3 separate regions of the Homo sapiens genome follow, and regions 1 and 2 are each linked to region 3. The links are chromatin contacts, found by Hi-C or POLR2A ChIA-PET in ENCODE. All regions are on one chromosome and are shown on one strand. Each heading gives the region's core, a stretch centred on a gene start or an enhancer-like site at or near the end of the contact. The rest is flanking DNA. Distances are from core to core; before and after follow the strand shown.

Evidence for each region. A loop is a pair of places that touch in the nucleus more often than their neighbours do. ChIA-PET counts read pairs that join two places held with the same protein, here RNA polymerase II (POLR2A). Pooled maps may share reads with other maps.
Region 1: a map of endothelial cell of hepatic sinusoid shows a loop between it and region 3 (6-fold over the local background). The contact joins the promoter of WSPAR here to the enhancer-like site in region 3. A Hi-C loop is called at or near these places in 3 of 168 maps with a recorded cell type or tissue (DLD1, astrocyte of the cerebellum and endothelial cell of hepatic sinusoid) and 1 of 50 pooled maps. POLR2A ChIA-PET finds 5 or more read pairs at or near these places in 3 of 52 experiments (SK-N-SH, WTC11 and common myeloid progenitor, CD34-positive).
Region 2: a map of gastrocnemius medialis shows a loop between it and region 3 (4-fold over the local background). The contact joins two enhancer-like sites. A Hi-C loop is called at or near these places in 2 of 168 maps with a recorded cell type or tissue (astrocyte of the cerebellum and gastrocnemius medialis), 13 of 37 single-sample maps with no recorded cell type and 11 of 50 pooled maps. POLR2A ChIA-PET finds 5 or more read pairs at or near these places in 1 of 52 experiments (activated CD4-positive, alpha-beta T cell).

The regions. Positions count from the first base shown.
Region 1 is chr5:133,911,720-133,916,136 of GRCh38, reverse strand. It overlaps WSPAR (Wnt signaling pathway activating non-coding RNA), which reads right to left and starts at 2,460. Exons shown (of 3, transcript NR_131252.1): 1 at 2,141-2,460; 2 at 1,215-1,362.
Region 2 is chr5:133,818,525-133,822,841 of GRCh38, reverse strand. It overlaps a transcript of FSTL4 not described here. Among named protein-coding and RNA genes, the nearest start is that of WSPAR, 93 kb to the left of the region's middle. Within about 2 kb of position 2,166, at least 6 of the 41 ENCODE cell types and tissues checked have a DNase peak (open chromatin) inside an H3K27ac peak, as active enhancers do; they include gastrocnemius medialis, where a contact is called at or near this core.
Region 3 is chr5:133,867,528-133,871,862 of GRCh38, reverse strand. No RefSeq gene overlaps it. Among named protein-coding and RNA genes, the nearest start is that of WSPAR, 44 kb to the left of the region's middle. Within about 2 kb of position 2,127, at least 8 of the 41 ENCODE cell types and tissues checked have a DNase peak (open chromatin) inside an H3K27ac peak, as active enhancers do; they include gastrocnemius medialis, where a contact is called at or near this core.

The DNA.
Region 1 (4,417 bases), core at 1,211-3,710, 44 kb before region 3:
GATGGCAGAGTCACAGGATGGAAAGATCCTGGGTCCCGGAATCACTGAGTGGAGAACAGCTGTCCACCCACCTGGGACCTTGGCTTTAAACTCGTTTATAAGCAAGAAATAAACCACCATTTATTAGTGTTTGAGTCTTTATACATATTGAGGTGTTTTTGTTATAGTAGTACAAATAGACCTTAACTAAAATGCCATTTCTCATTCCTCACCTGGCCTGGAATATAGGGAACACTAAACAAAACCATGACAAATGAATAAATGAATGCATGGTTAGTAGCTACTTCCTGGCTTACATTAATAGCCTCCAGAAGGAGGGACTACAGTCCTATGATATCAAGAGTAGAAAAGTGAGCAGAAGTAGCGTGACTAGTCTTGGATTAGATTTTAAATTTTGTGGTGGCTGGGGTGCGACAAGGGAGGATAGTTCTAGAAACAGATCCCAGGAGCTTGTTCTCCTGGATCTGGGCACCAGGGTGAGCCCCATGCTTCTGGCCCCTGCCGGGATACACTTTCTCTGAAAATGGCTCATCTCCCTCTGCCTGTTACTTGTGAGGGAATTGTAACTTAGCCAGAGCACGTCTCTGAAATCATCATGCTTTGCTGGTTTTGTTTTTAAACTTAATTACATATAAACATATATAGAAAAGCAGAGCAAATGATGTAGTGAGCACTCATATGCCTATCCCTAGATTAAGCTAATGTATATATCTTGCAGTATTTGCTTCATCTTTTTTTTCCTAAAGTATCTAAAAATAAATGACAGGTATTTTACCCCTATTTCAACATGCACTTCTAAAAAAATAAGATACTCCTGGCCAGGCGTATCCTGTAATCCCAGCATTTTGGAAGGTCGAGGCGAGTGGATTACTTGAGGTCAGGAGTTCAAGACCAGCCTGGCCAACATGGTGAAACCCCAGCTTTACTAAATATACAAAAATTAGTTGGGTGTGGTGGTGCATGCCTGTAATGTCAGCTACTTGGGAGGATGAGGCATGAGAATTGCTTGATCCCAGGAGGTGGAGGCTGCAGTGAGCTGAGATTGCACCACTGCACTCCGGCCTGGGCAACAAAGTGAGATTCCATCTCAAAAAAAAAAACAAAAAAAAACCAAACTCCTGTATAATCATAATGCCATGATTATACCTAACAAAGTTAACAGTTTCCTGACACCATCTAATACCTTGCCTGTGTTCAAATTTACCCAAACGTGCCTTATAGAAAAGGTTCTTCAGACTGGTGTCCATCAGGGACCAAGCTTTGCATTTGGTTGTTGCCCATGACCATCGGAGGAGCCCAGCAGTCAGGGTCAGTGACTCCTCTAGTCCTGTGGGGTGAAGATGTTTGGATGTGGCTGCAGGACTAAAAGGATAATTATTCATTACTGAGAACAAGCACAAGCACATAATCATAACATTCAGGAATCCATCCCTGGTAATTTATGGCCCCAGTAGTTGAGCACTTATGTCTCTAAGTGCTTTACATCATTTATTAGATACACCCGGGAGCCCCAGCAAGAGCAAGTCAGCATGACCAGGGTTACATGCGGCAGAGCAAGAGACACGGAGTGGCCCATGCAAGGTCACCAAGCTTGTCTGGGCCTGAGTGTGGGCAGTGGCCTCTATACCCAAGGCCTGGCCCCAAGAAGCCAAAGCCCAGCCTGAGAGGGGCTTGGGCACCACCAGGCCCTGGCCAAGCATTTCCAGGCCTAGGATTAGATTTGACCTCCTTCCCTGTAGGGGAAGAAGGATATCAGCTGAAGAAGCCTGGGGACAAATATAGTTTCTCATCAGGTCATGGGCAGGACACCAAAAATCCTAAGTCAGGTCACATTTTAAATGCACGAAGGAAGTTATGCTCAAAGTCCAGCTGAATCCTTCCCCAAGGTAAAAGATCCTTTTGTTATGTGAATAATTTATCTCTAAAGTATCAGATTTCTGTGAACTGGGTTTTCTGAAACTGAGCAAAAAAACACAGGAGTTAAAAGCATGGACCTTGGAATCGAACCCCCTGGATTCCAGACTCTGCCTTCCCACAGGTGACTCACGTGCTTAATCCTCAGTTTCCCCCTCTATAAAATGGGGATTATATAACTCTACCTTATAGAGAGATTATGAGGGCCATATAAGATAATGCTTACCTTAGTGGCTGGCATATAACCAACAATGTTGGCTAGCTGTTATCATTACCAATTGTTAATTTATTAACCAGACAACCGGCCAAAATTGTACAGGAGTTAGCTCAGGTCCAAGGACTCCTAGAGGTCACTCAGGCTATACTAAAACCTGGAAGAAGTCCTCCTGGCACGATGGCCACAAGCTTGGGTTCCTGGTGGGATGGGGATGTCAGAACAGGAGAGGGGAGCTTAGGCTTGGGAGGGTGTCTGGGGCTGGTCTAGGCATCATCCATCACCAAGAAGAATCCCAAACGTAGATCTTATCCAAAGTTCAGCCAGGATGGAGACTTTGTCATGCTATTTAATCTCCTTGTAGTGTTAGTTTCCTTGTCTGTCAGATGAGGATAGTAATGTCCACCTCCCAGCGTGGTGACGACAGAATGGAATTTAGTGTAGAAGTTCTTTGCCCAGGGATTGGCATTAAGTACTCTGAGGTAGCTGCTCTAGGTGCTGACCTGAATCTTAACTCTCCCTGAGGGGTTAAGAGATGGTGGCTGCCACCAGGAGCAGTGACGCTGTAGTGTCCTGACATCCTTCACCAGGTCCAGGGCCCGTCTGGCCATTCCCATCTCCACATTCCAGGTCAGGAGTGGCGAATTCTTGTTGGAGAGTCCTCCTGCTGGGGTGAGTGGACTCCTGGCTCCAGGCGCTCCCTGCTGCAGAGTTCCCTCTCTCTGGAGCAGTTCAGTATGTTCCTGCTTGGAATTCACAGCGGGCTGCCTCTGCTCCCCCACCGCATTATTTTTCGAAGCAATGATCCAATGAAGCAATTACTATTCCAATCGGGATGGAGATCTCTGCAACCCACAGCCAAGCATGGCCTCTGTGGCGTCTGTTACTCTCCTTATCTCTCCCCGGGCCTCCAAAGACCATCTCCATTTTCATGCCCATGGACGATTTATAACAGCTGCAACAGCAAGGCCAGGATCCCCTCTGAGCAGAAACTTTTCTTAAGAAAAGGGGTTCCGCATTACCCCACGCATCTTTGTGAAGAAGCCTTTGATTCCACCTGTCCTGTTTGGATTCTGAGTGTTTTTTCTTCTTTGGAAAGTAAACTTAATTACAATTACGTTTTGGCTGGGCCTGGTGGCTCACGCCTGTAATCCCAGCACTTTGGGAGGCCGAGGCAGGCAGATCACAAGGTCAGGAGATCGAGACCATCCTGGCTAACATGGTGAAACCCCGTCTCTACTAAAAATACAAAAAATTAGCCGGGCATGGTGGTGGGCACCTGTAGTCCCAGCTACTCGGGAGGCTGAGGCAGGAGAATGGTGTGAACCTGGGAGGCAGAGCTTACAGTGAGCCAAGTTTGCGCCACTGCATTCCAGCCTGGGCAACAGAGCAGGACTCCTTCTCAAAAAAAAATTTTTCATTTTTCATTTTTTGAGACAAGGTTTTTCTATGTTGCCCAGGCTGGAGTACAGTGGCACCACCATGGCTTACTGCACCCTCGACCTCCTGGGCTTAAGCGACCCTCCCACGTCAGCCACCTGAGTAGCTGGGATGACAGGCACATGCCACCATACTCGCTTAATTTTTAAAAACTTTTTGTGGAGACAAGGTTTCACTATGTTGCCCAGGCTGGTTTCGAACTCCTCGGCTCAAGAGATTCTCCCACCTGGACCTCCCAAAGTTCTAGGGTTACAGACATGAGCCACCATGCCTGGCCTTACATTTTTTTTGAGACGGAGTTTCACTCTTGTTGCCCAAGCTGGAGTGCAGTGGCGCAATCTCAGCTCACTGCAACCTCCGCCTCCCGGGTTCAAGCGATTCTCCTGCCTCAGCCTCCTGAGTAGCTGGGATTACAGGCGTGCACCACCATGCCTGGCTAATTTTTTGTATTTTTAGTAGGAACAGCATTTTACCATGTTAGCCAGGCTGGTCTCGAACTCCTGACCTCAGGTGACCTGTCTGCCTTGGCCTCCCAAAGTGCTGGGGTTACAGACATGAGCCACCGCACCTGGCCTACATTTTATTGATAAACAAATTATGGCTACAGAGTTTAATTGTGGAACAGCAGTTCTACAGTGCTTGATTGGACATTGTTGGTATATGAAATTACTGCTCCAAGGTACCCTCTAGCACAAATAATTCCAGAGTGGAAGGAAGTAAGATGGGGTAGCCCCCAGAGTTGCTTCATATCTGATTGATGGTGTACAGACCTGGCCATGCGGATCCACATTCCATCTTACATGGCAGAGGTGGATCCCCAGCCTGGAACTGTGAAGAACAGGGACAGGC
Region 2 (4,317 bases), core at 917-3,416, 49 kb after region 3:
ATTACCTCTGGGAGGTAATTCTCTACTCTTTGTTTTTTGGTTTTGGGCTTCCTTTTGCATGGCGTTAGAGTTCGTGGGTCCGAAAAAGGATGTTTAATATCTGCTGAAGGACTAAAAACTATTTATTAAAGATGGGATTCATATTCTTGTTGAAATGTTGCCTTTCCAGGAGCATCGGTGCGTGTGCCTTTCCATGACGCCCCCGGAATGTTCACATCCTTAGCTTTCTGGCTTCACCAGGGACCCTCCCTGATTTCCCACGGCTCCACCCTCACCTTCCTTAGATTTCTGCAGTTTTAAAGTCTACTCTCCCATCTCAGTAATGAAGAAATAAACAATGGTTCTGTGTGTGACCCCTGATTTTAATTGGATTTCAGAGCAATTTTGAATGAATGAATGAAGTTTCTGGGCTCTGAGAATATGCTCTTCAAATAATGAGCTGAAACGATTACATTAATTTCCTAAGGATCTATTCCTTCCTCTGCTCAGATTATTTGCAGACACTGGTCAATGCTGCATATAAATTGAGGTCTCAAAAGGCTAACTTAACAATTAATCGGAAGCATCTCCAAGCCCCTAAAAATTGAAATAGCTCCACAAATGGAAGAGGAAATCTACCTTCAGAGACCTCTTGTTATTAAAGATGTGCACTTTGGATACATCAAGGGATTCTGGGGTGAACTCTGTTTATCAGGGTCCAGGGGGCGAGGAGTGTTCATACATCAAAGACATAATTCTAAGCATTTTGTCATATCAGCTTTTCTCTTTGTTCTTGCAATGCAGAGTCTTGGAGGCAAGTCATCTTTGTCACTCAAGAAGTGCAGGAGGTTTGATTGAGAAATATGCCTGAGTGTGACCCCCCAGGGTCACTTGTCTTCATTCTTCCCTTCTCACTGTGCCCCCGTTGGGCTCCCATAAGACCCTTGGCATCTGATCCTCCTGCCTTTTGTGTTCCTCCTCCTTGCACCGCTACGTTCCTGGCAACTGAATTTCCGACCAGTCTCCTTTTCTCTGGTATCTCACTCCTTGTCCTTTCTGAGCATGTTGCCTGGGGTCATAATTATCCTGCTCAAGAATCCTTAGTGACTCCCTAATAAACCCATGGGATGAAGTAGGAGCTCCTCCCTGCTGGCTTCTGGGCCCTGTTGGATCCAGTCCTGCGCCTCCTCCACAGTGCCCTCTTCCCTGTCCCCACATGTGCTCAACTCTCCACTTGAGCTGGAGTCTTCATAGCACCTCTCACCCCTGAGCACACACACTGCCAATTCCTGCCTCTGGACTCTTGTTCCCACTGTTTCTAGAGTGGCCCATGTTACTTATTGTCCCAATCAGGATTATTCTGGTAAGGAAAAGGGACACTGTTAATAATTAATGCTGGAACAGTGGGTGTAAATTGAATTGTCCCAGCAAGCCAGGACATGTGGTCACTGGGGCTGCGTCCTACCCCTGTTTGCTTTCACTTTTCATCTTCATTCTCCCTCCTGCTAAATTCAGCTTCTGTCTCTTTCATCCTTGATGGCTCATTTCCAGGGAGGGTCTGTCTTTAGCTCAGGCTGATCAAGAACCAGATGAGAAGGAAAACTTGACCTTTTGCTGAAGGCATGATGTTAGCATGAAACCCTCAAGAAATTCTGTGACTAATCAGAAGAATATTATTTTTTCTAAAGAAAGGGTCTTCTTCCTTTAATCAGTATTTTTACAATTTAATAATTTCTTTCTTTCCTTACCTCCTTGTGGACTTTTCAAAGCTTGGCAACAGCCTATGAGATAGTTTGTATTAAGCTTTTAAAGGGATACATTATAACAAGTTTTCAGAAAATGTATAGTTTTCAAACACAATCAATGTTTTCTTGTATAACTTCCCTTCAAATCCGAAACATCTCCTATTACCACCCTTTTCTGAAAATAGCAGCTTATTTATTAGAATACACTATCAATAACATACATTGCATTGTTTTCTAATAGTTTAATGTATCTTTTTTCCCTCCAACAAGTTGAGAAGTCCCCAGGGAGAGGATATAAGATATTACATGTCTTGGTTCTTCCTTGGTCCCTAGCTCAGGGCTGGCCACAAACAGTTGGTTTCTGCTCTTCAGTTGCCTGCAAGAGTAAGTGAAACATGAAGCCTAAATTCCAACACTTACGAAAGCTAAAGCTGCACTTGACTCCGGGTTTGGCGAATGTTGCAGAGTTGGGAGCCTGTCACATTGTTCTTCCTGTAAAGTAACTATTTTCTCTCTGTTGTACAGAGGATAGCAAACACTGCAATGTATAAATCACAGACATGAAATTGAAAGACCATGTACATGATCCACAGAGAAAAATATACATAAGTGGAGTAGGGAATAAGGAGGTTATGCGGGTACCAGACAAGCCTCTGGTTTCAAGGGTGCTTCCCTCCCAAAGGGAAGAAAAACAATGTTGTAACCAGGAAGAATGTGCCCTCACAGCTGATGGCACTATAATAGCATAAACAATGACAAGTTCCATAAACGTCACAAATGTGGGAATTTGCCTTGAAGTTCCTTCTGGGATCTAATTTAAAGGCACATCTTGTTGAAACGGAGGTCATGAGGGAAGCAGAAATAAGTGGAGAGAAATGCAGCGTGACAGCTGGACCCTCCCAGCCGGCCCGGGGAAGCTGTGCTGCTCTGTGGGGAAGGACTTCTGGGGGAGGAGGCATGGGTGGAAAGGGGCCCTGGAGGACACAGGCCTCTGCGACTGCAACCCCTCAGGCCTGCTGACACGAGGCACTGCAGAACCTGCGCCGTGCCGTGCTGGGAAGAGGATTTGGAGCAAGAAGACCCAAGTTTGAGTCTTCCTTCTGCCGTTTTCTATAGTTGTGTGACCTTGAGCAAGTCAGTGTACCTATGAGCGGCCACCTCCTCATGTGAAAAATGGAGCTGAAACTAATGCCCGATGGGGCTGCTGTGAGGACTAAACGCAGCAGCCCCATCTCCAAGGGCAGGGAGGGTGGCTGCCACACTGTCATTTGATTAACAAGGAGGTGCTGGCCAGGAGCAGTTGATGTGGAGGTCCCTCAGCCTGAATATTCTTTATGTGCAAGGCTTCATTCAGGATTTTAGTTTTTGAAAAACAGACTATTCCTTTTCTTCTTTAAAATCAGAATTGGAAATTTGAATGTGGAAACAGGAGGTCTCATCTGGAACAATGCGTGGGCAGCCCGGTTTCATCTTGATCTGTGGATGTATTGTGAATTTCTCGGGTCACCTAAACCTGCCTGCGCCTCCAACGGTGCTATGAGTTTAGCAAGTGAAGAGCACACAAACAGATGCTTAAATTATAGCCTACAGTTCAGTGCACCCCTCAGGCTGAGTGTCGTTGCACAGAGAGGGTGAAGAGCCTTGTGCGGGTTCCAGGAGGTCAGAGAGGCTCCTGAGAGCTCAGCAATGACACCTCCATGCTTCTCAGCCACTGAGCAGAGTGGAGGAGCAGGGTGTGAGCAGGGAGCAGACAGAGGCTTGGTGGTCCGGGCATTCCTGAAACCTGCATCTAAAAACTCAGAAGGGAAGGCTTCCTCCCAAGGGCCCTGCACCCAAAAGCTGTTCCTGTCCCTTGCCCAGGCTGGGAGAGACAGAGGGCATGCCTGTTTATTTTCAAAGTGAAGTTGACTTCACTTTCTTGTTCTAGGTGGTTCTTATTTTAGCTGAACCTTGTGCAGTCTCTCTCCAGGGTTGGAGGGAAGTGTTTCATGTGTACGCAAGGCAGGGAAACAGCAGGTTCCGACCCAGCATTGAGAAAGGATTGGGGAAGCTATGTGTGTGGGCGGTGGGCATGTGGGTGGACGGCTGGGCAGATCTCCTTCGTTCTAGAAATTCTGCTGATCTTCCTGGAAATTGTGTGTGTGTGCATGCGTACGTGTGTGTGTGTGTACATATATATATATATAGTATCTTCTAAAACATCTTCTCCTGGACTTTGTTGGAAGAGAAGGGCTGGGTGGGGGGCTTTAAGCTGAGTCCTTGTCTGAGATGAGTGAGGTTCTTTTGTGCTCAGAACTGTGGTACAATTCATCCTCAAAAAGGAATCTGAATTGAAAGGGGATTTGGTGTGAGGCAGGGGAAGGTGTAGGGGTGCATAGATCTGTTCATTAGGGCAGATTAAAGTCAAGCCTCCCCTGAAATTGGTGGAAAGTGCTTGCAGCCCTCTGTGGTTTGGAAGATTATGCAGCTATCACAATGCACTTCGTGAGTAGGCTGTGGGGGCTGGATTTAATTTTATGTCCGCCGGGAGATTCTGGCAGTGTGTTTCTGTGGTGGGGAATCATTATTTACAATGAAACACTTACACAGAAGT
Region 3 (4,335 bases), core at 878-3,377:
TTCCTTCCTTCCTTCCTTCCTTCCTTCCTTCCTTCCTTCCTTCCTTTCACAGGGTCTAGCTCTGTCACCTAGGCTGGGGTGCAGTGGCACAATCAGGGCTCACTGTAGCCTTGGCCTCCTGGGCTTAAATGATGCTTTTGCCTCAGTCCTCTGAGTAGATGGGACTACAGGCTACTTAAAAAAAAATCTTTTTTTGAGATGAGGTTTCACCATGTTACCCAGGCAGGTGTTGAACTCCTGGTTTCAAATGATCCTCCTGCCTTGGCCTCCCAAAGTGCTGTGATTACAGGCAAGAGCCAAGTAATAACAGTGCTTGGCCAAATTTGTAATTTTTTTTAATGACATATAATGTAGGGCACCTTTTTATATGCTTATTTGGCATAGCTTTGATGAGGTGTCTGTTGAGGTCGTTTGTCCACTTTTCAGTTGAGTTGTTTATTTTCTTATTGTTGAGTGTTAAGTTCCTCCTGTTTTCAGCCCCACCTATGTCTCTGCCTTCTGAGGAAGTTGGTGCTCTCTCAATTCCTGGGTTTTCTGGATTCTGAATGGACTCACTCATGCAAACTGAGGCTTAGGTTTCAGCTCCTTCTGATCTGCTAAGTCAGCTCTTGCGTCTGCTTTTCAGCATCCAAAGTCTTGTTGATATAACTTGTTTTCTACCATGTTCTCTCTTCTTTGTCCTTGTGGGTTTCTGTCACTTTAAGATACTGCTATTTTAGAGGAATTTTTTTGGGAGATGGGGATTGATATCAGTTTGTACTCCCATCGGCGACGTATGAGTGGCCTGTTTCCCCACACCGGTAGCATGTGTTCTCAACCTTTTGGGTTCTTGCCAATATGGTGGGTGAAAAATGATTCTTGTGTCTCTATTTAAGAGCTAAGAAACCATTCTGTTCCCAGGAGCCTCTCTAGCAGACTTGTTCTCCTGAGCAGTGTCTCCTTGGCCAGAATTTTGCTAGTCATCAGCAAAAGGAATGCAACTGCCCTAATTGGTTTAAGGTTAATCCAGCTTCACATCCTGTTGTGGGGCTGGGATACAGGCCAGCCTTCTTGCTGCATGGATGCCTGGACAGCACCAGGGTTCTGTTAGCAAGGGAGATGTGGTTTGTGGTTGTGTGTCTGTGACTGTATTCCTGCTCTACCCACCTGCTAGGGGCCTTGGCCTCCAACCTGTGCCTCCAAGGTCAGGCAAGGCTGCTCTTAGGTGTCCCCATTCTCATGTGGTCAATGCCACTTGGCTGCCTGTGATGAGAGAATGGTTTTTGGTTGTGGAAATAGCCTGTTTGATGATCAGATCTAAGATATTCGTTGTATAAACCAGGTAAGGGAAGAATCTAGGCTTTAGAACTGGGCAGACTGGGTTCAGATCCCCACTCTACCACTTATTAGCTATGTGACTGCTTAACCTCTCTATACCTCAATTTTCTCAGTAGTAAAACTGAGCCAGGAACTTCTATCTCAGTCCTCATCAGGAGACTGAGAGGTTTGTCTATAGCATGTCCAGCCCAGGGCCTGGCACATAGTGAGTACTCAGCAGGGGACCACCCTGACTCAGGTCTTCCACCTTCCAGAGGGCAGGGAGAATTCTACCAGCTCTGCCCTGGGTCATGAACTCATGGGGGATGGTGATGGGGAGGCTCAATTGTCCCTGTGTCCCCAGACTGAGCACATGGCCAAGCTCACAGAAGGAGCTCAGTCTCTTCTTGTTGAGTAAATAAGACAACAGCAATAAATTAGGGCAAAAGCAGCTGCTGCACATCCTAACAGCGTTCGGCATTCTCGGCCATATTGAGGGAGAATTTCCCCAGATACCAATCTGTATCGAATCATTTACACATGCCATGCCTGCTGATGACTCGCGCTGTTTATCTACAGCATCAGCTCCATATTGATTTATCAATGCCCATTTTGCACAAGGATCAATAGCTTAATTGTATCTCGGGCCAACATGGGGAATACAACCTGTTTGCGATGTAGAGAGCAGGCCTGAGTTGAGAGCTGCCAAAGCCTTTGTTTGCTCCTTGTGAGTCTTCCTGCACACAGTGCAGCTTTAATGGCCAGCATCCAAGTCCCGAGTGACCAGCCATCGTCACTGTGCTGGCCGAGGACCGTTACTTCACCCAGAGGTCAGGACCAGGAGGGACCTGGCAGCTGTGTTGGGTGTGTAAAGAGATCTGAGTGGATGAGGAAGAGGGCTTTGCCTGCTCATGGCCAGTCATCTGGTGGGAAGTGTTGGGGGTCTGTAGCTGACCTGGGCTTCTGTCTTGTGACTTATCCCATGGTGGATGTCACCCCATTTAGCTCTGCCTCCTTGGTCATTTCTCTTGCAGATTGAACATCTCGGAGCAGGGATGCGTTTTGTCTTGTCTGTTCCCCCAGGGTCTGCCACATACAGAGTAAGGGCTGGCTGAATGCTTGAGAATAAAACACACTGTTTTCTACTTTTTCTTGTGGCGATTTTATTAATAGCGGGTCTGCGAGAAGGTGGTGAGGCTCGGGCAGTAGGTGGCGCTCTGTCAAAAGTCTGAGATCCAAGCCCAGGCAGGAAAGCCCGTCGCACGCAAGGGCTTCGAGAATCTACCCAACTTCAAAATTAAACAGGAAATGATGATAAAGCGTTTCGTATTTTAAAAATCTTGACATGATATTGAAAAGCTTTATTTTATAAATGTTAGGGAATTTCGATCAATCAAGTAATATAATATCCATTTATTAAGTACCTACTAAGTGCCAGGTACGGTATTAATTAGCGTATTCATTCTGATGGAGCCTTCCTTTTTATGTAACATGTCACCCATCGCCCCCATCTAATATTTCTATATTACTTACCTTTGAGAGGAATACATTGATGAATTGCTCTATTAAAAGAGAATAAAGATATTTAAAGTCTTTAATGGGAGAGGAATCACAAAGGAGTTTTTAAGATTAACTTAGAATTGTATAGAACGTTCAGCACATTATGCTAATTTTTTTTTGGAAGTTGAACAGCTTAGAGGGGAAAAGAATCAGCCTGTTCCCATCTTGTTGCAGAAGCTGGGTAATCTATGTCTCATCAATGTTAACAAATATACCCCCTAATAGCATTTTGTGTTCTTAACAGTGAGAAATGCTTCCCTGGAAAATATTATTAGCACTTATGTTATCTTACAGATTACACTCTTGATCAACGAGGGTCCCAGTAAAAATATAATGGCAGATTGCAGCTGATGGGCTTTCTGTTTTTATGTTAGAGATGTCATTATTTTGCAAAGTTGAAAGTATTTGAAAATGCACACAGGCACATGCATGCATGTGCACACACACACACACACACACACACACACACGCATGCATACATACCCCCTCCCTTCCCCACCCCCTGCCCCACACCTACCAGAGCCCAAGTTGGCTAAGAGCGTGGGGCTGGGACGGGTTGTAGTTTGCAGGTCCCAGACAACTTCCCTTCCATGTTAAGAAAGTTGGGGGAGCAGGCAGAGCATGGAATGGAAATGGTGCTACCTTCCCCAGGATGGTACTGGCCCGGCTCTCACCCTGAGCTCTGCATACTTGCTCACTGGCCATCTTCCAAACTGGGCTGTTGGCTCCATGAGGACAGGGTGCAGCGTGTCTGGTTTCTGCTGTTCCCTCAGCACCCAGCACTGTGCCTGGCACACCTAAAGGCCTCAGTAACCCTGGATGAGCCGAGGTACTAATATTTAATGTACAGGACAAGTGATCAGAGAGGCGGGCTAAATGTCACCCAGGGACCCAGCGAGCAGCTCCCCCACTGCCTGGGCCACCTTTTGAGGTCATGAACAGGATCCCAGGCTCTGGCTGTACTTGAGGGCAGGACTGTGGCCTTGGAAAGCTTACTGTAAGGACGAGCAGATGGCAAGATCTGCCTGGACTGGGACTGAGTGAGCTGGAGACGGCTTCTGGAGGAAGTGGGGCAAGTTATGAAGAAGAGGAGGGAAAAGTCTGAGAGCAAGAATGAGATTAGGGTGTGTGTTGCAGGCCTGAGGATAGGGCAGGGCAGGGAAGAACCTGACTTGATGCGAACCCAGGCTTCCGGGCCCCAAGGGATCTAAGTTCAAGGCTCCACTTTCCATCCCTTTTATCCTTGGAGGAGTGCTTTGGGCTTTTCTCCCCCCAGGAGCCTCTTCTCCTTTCTCAAAGGACCATTTCCCATCTGCAAAGTAGGGCATGCGGTCAGCTGTGTCTCTGCAGACTGTAGTGCTGGCCATCAGGGAGTCTGTGGACATGTTTCCACCTGTGTGTTCACCATGTGTGTCATGAAGTAGCTGCTGCATTTCCCTGAGGGTGGCTGTGTGTGCTGAGCAGGGAGGGAACTCCCCC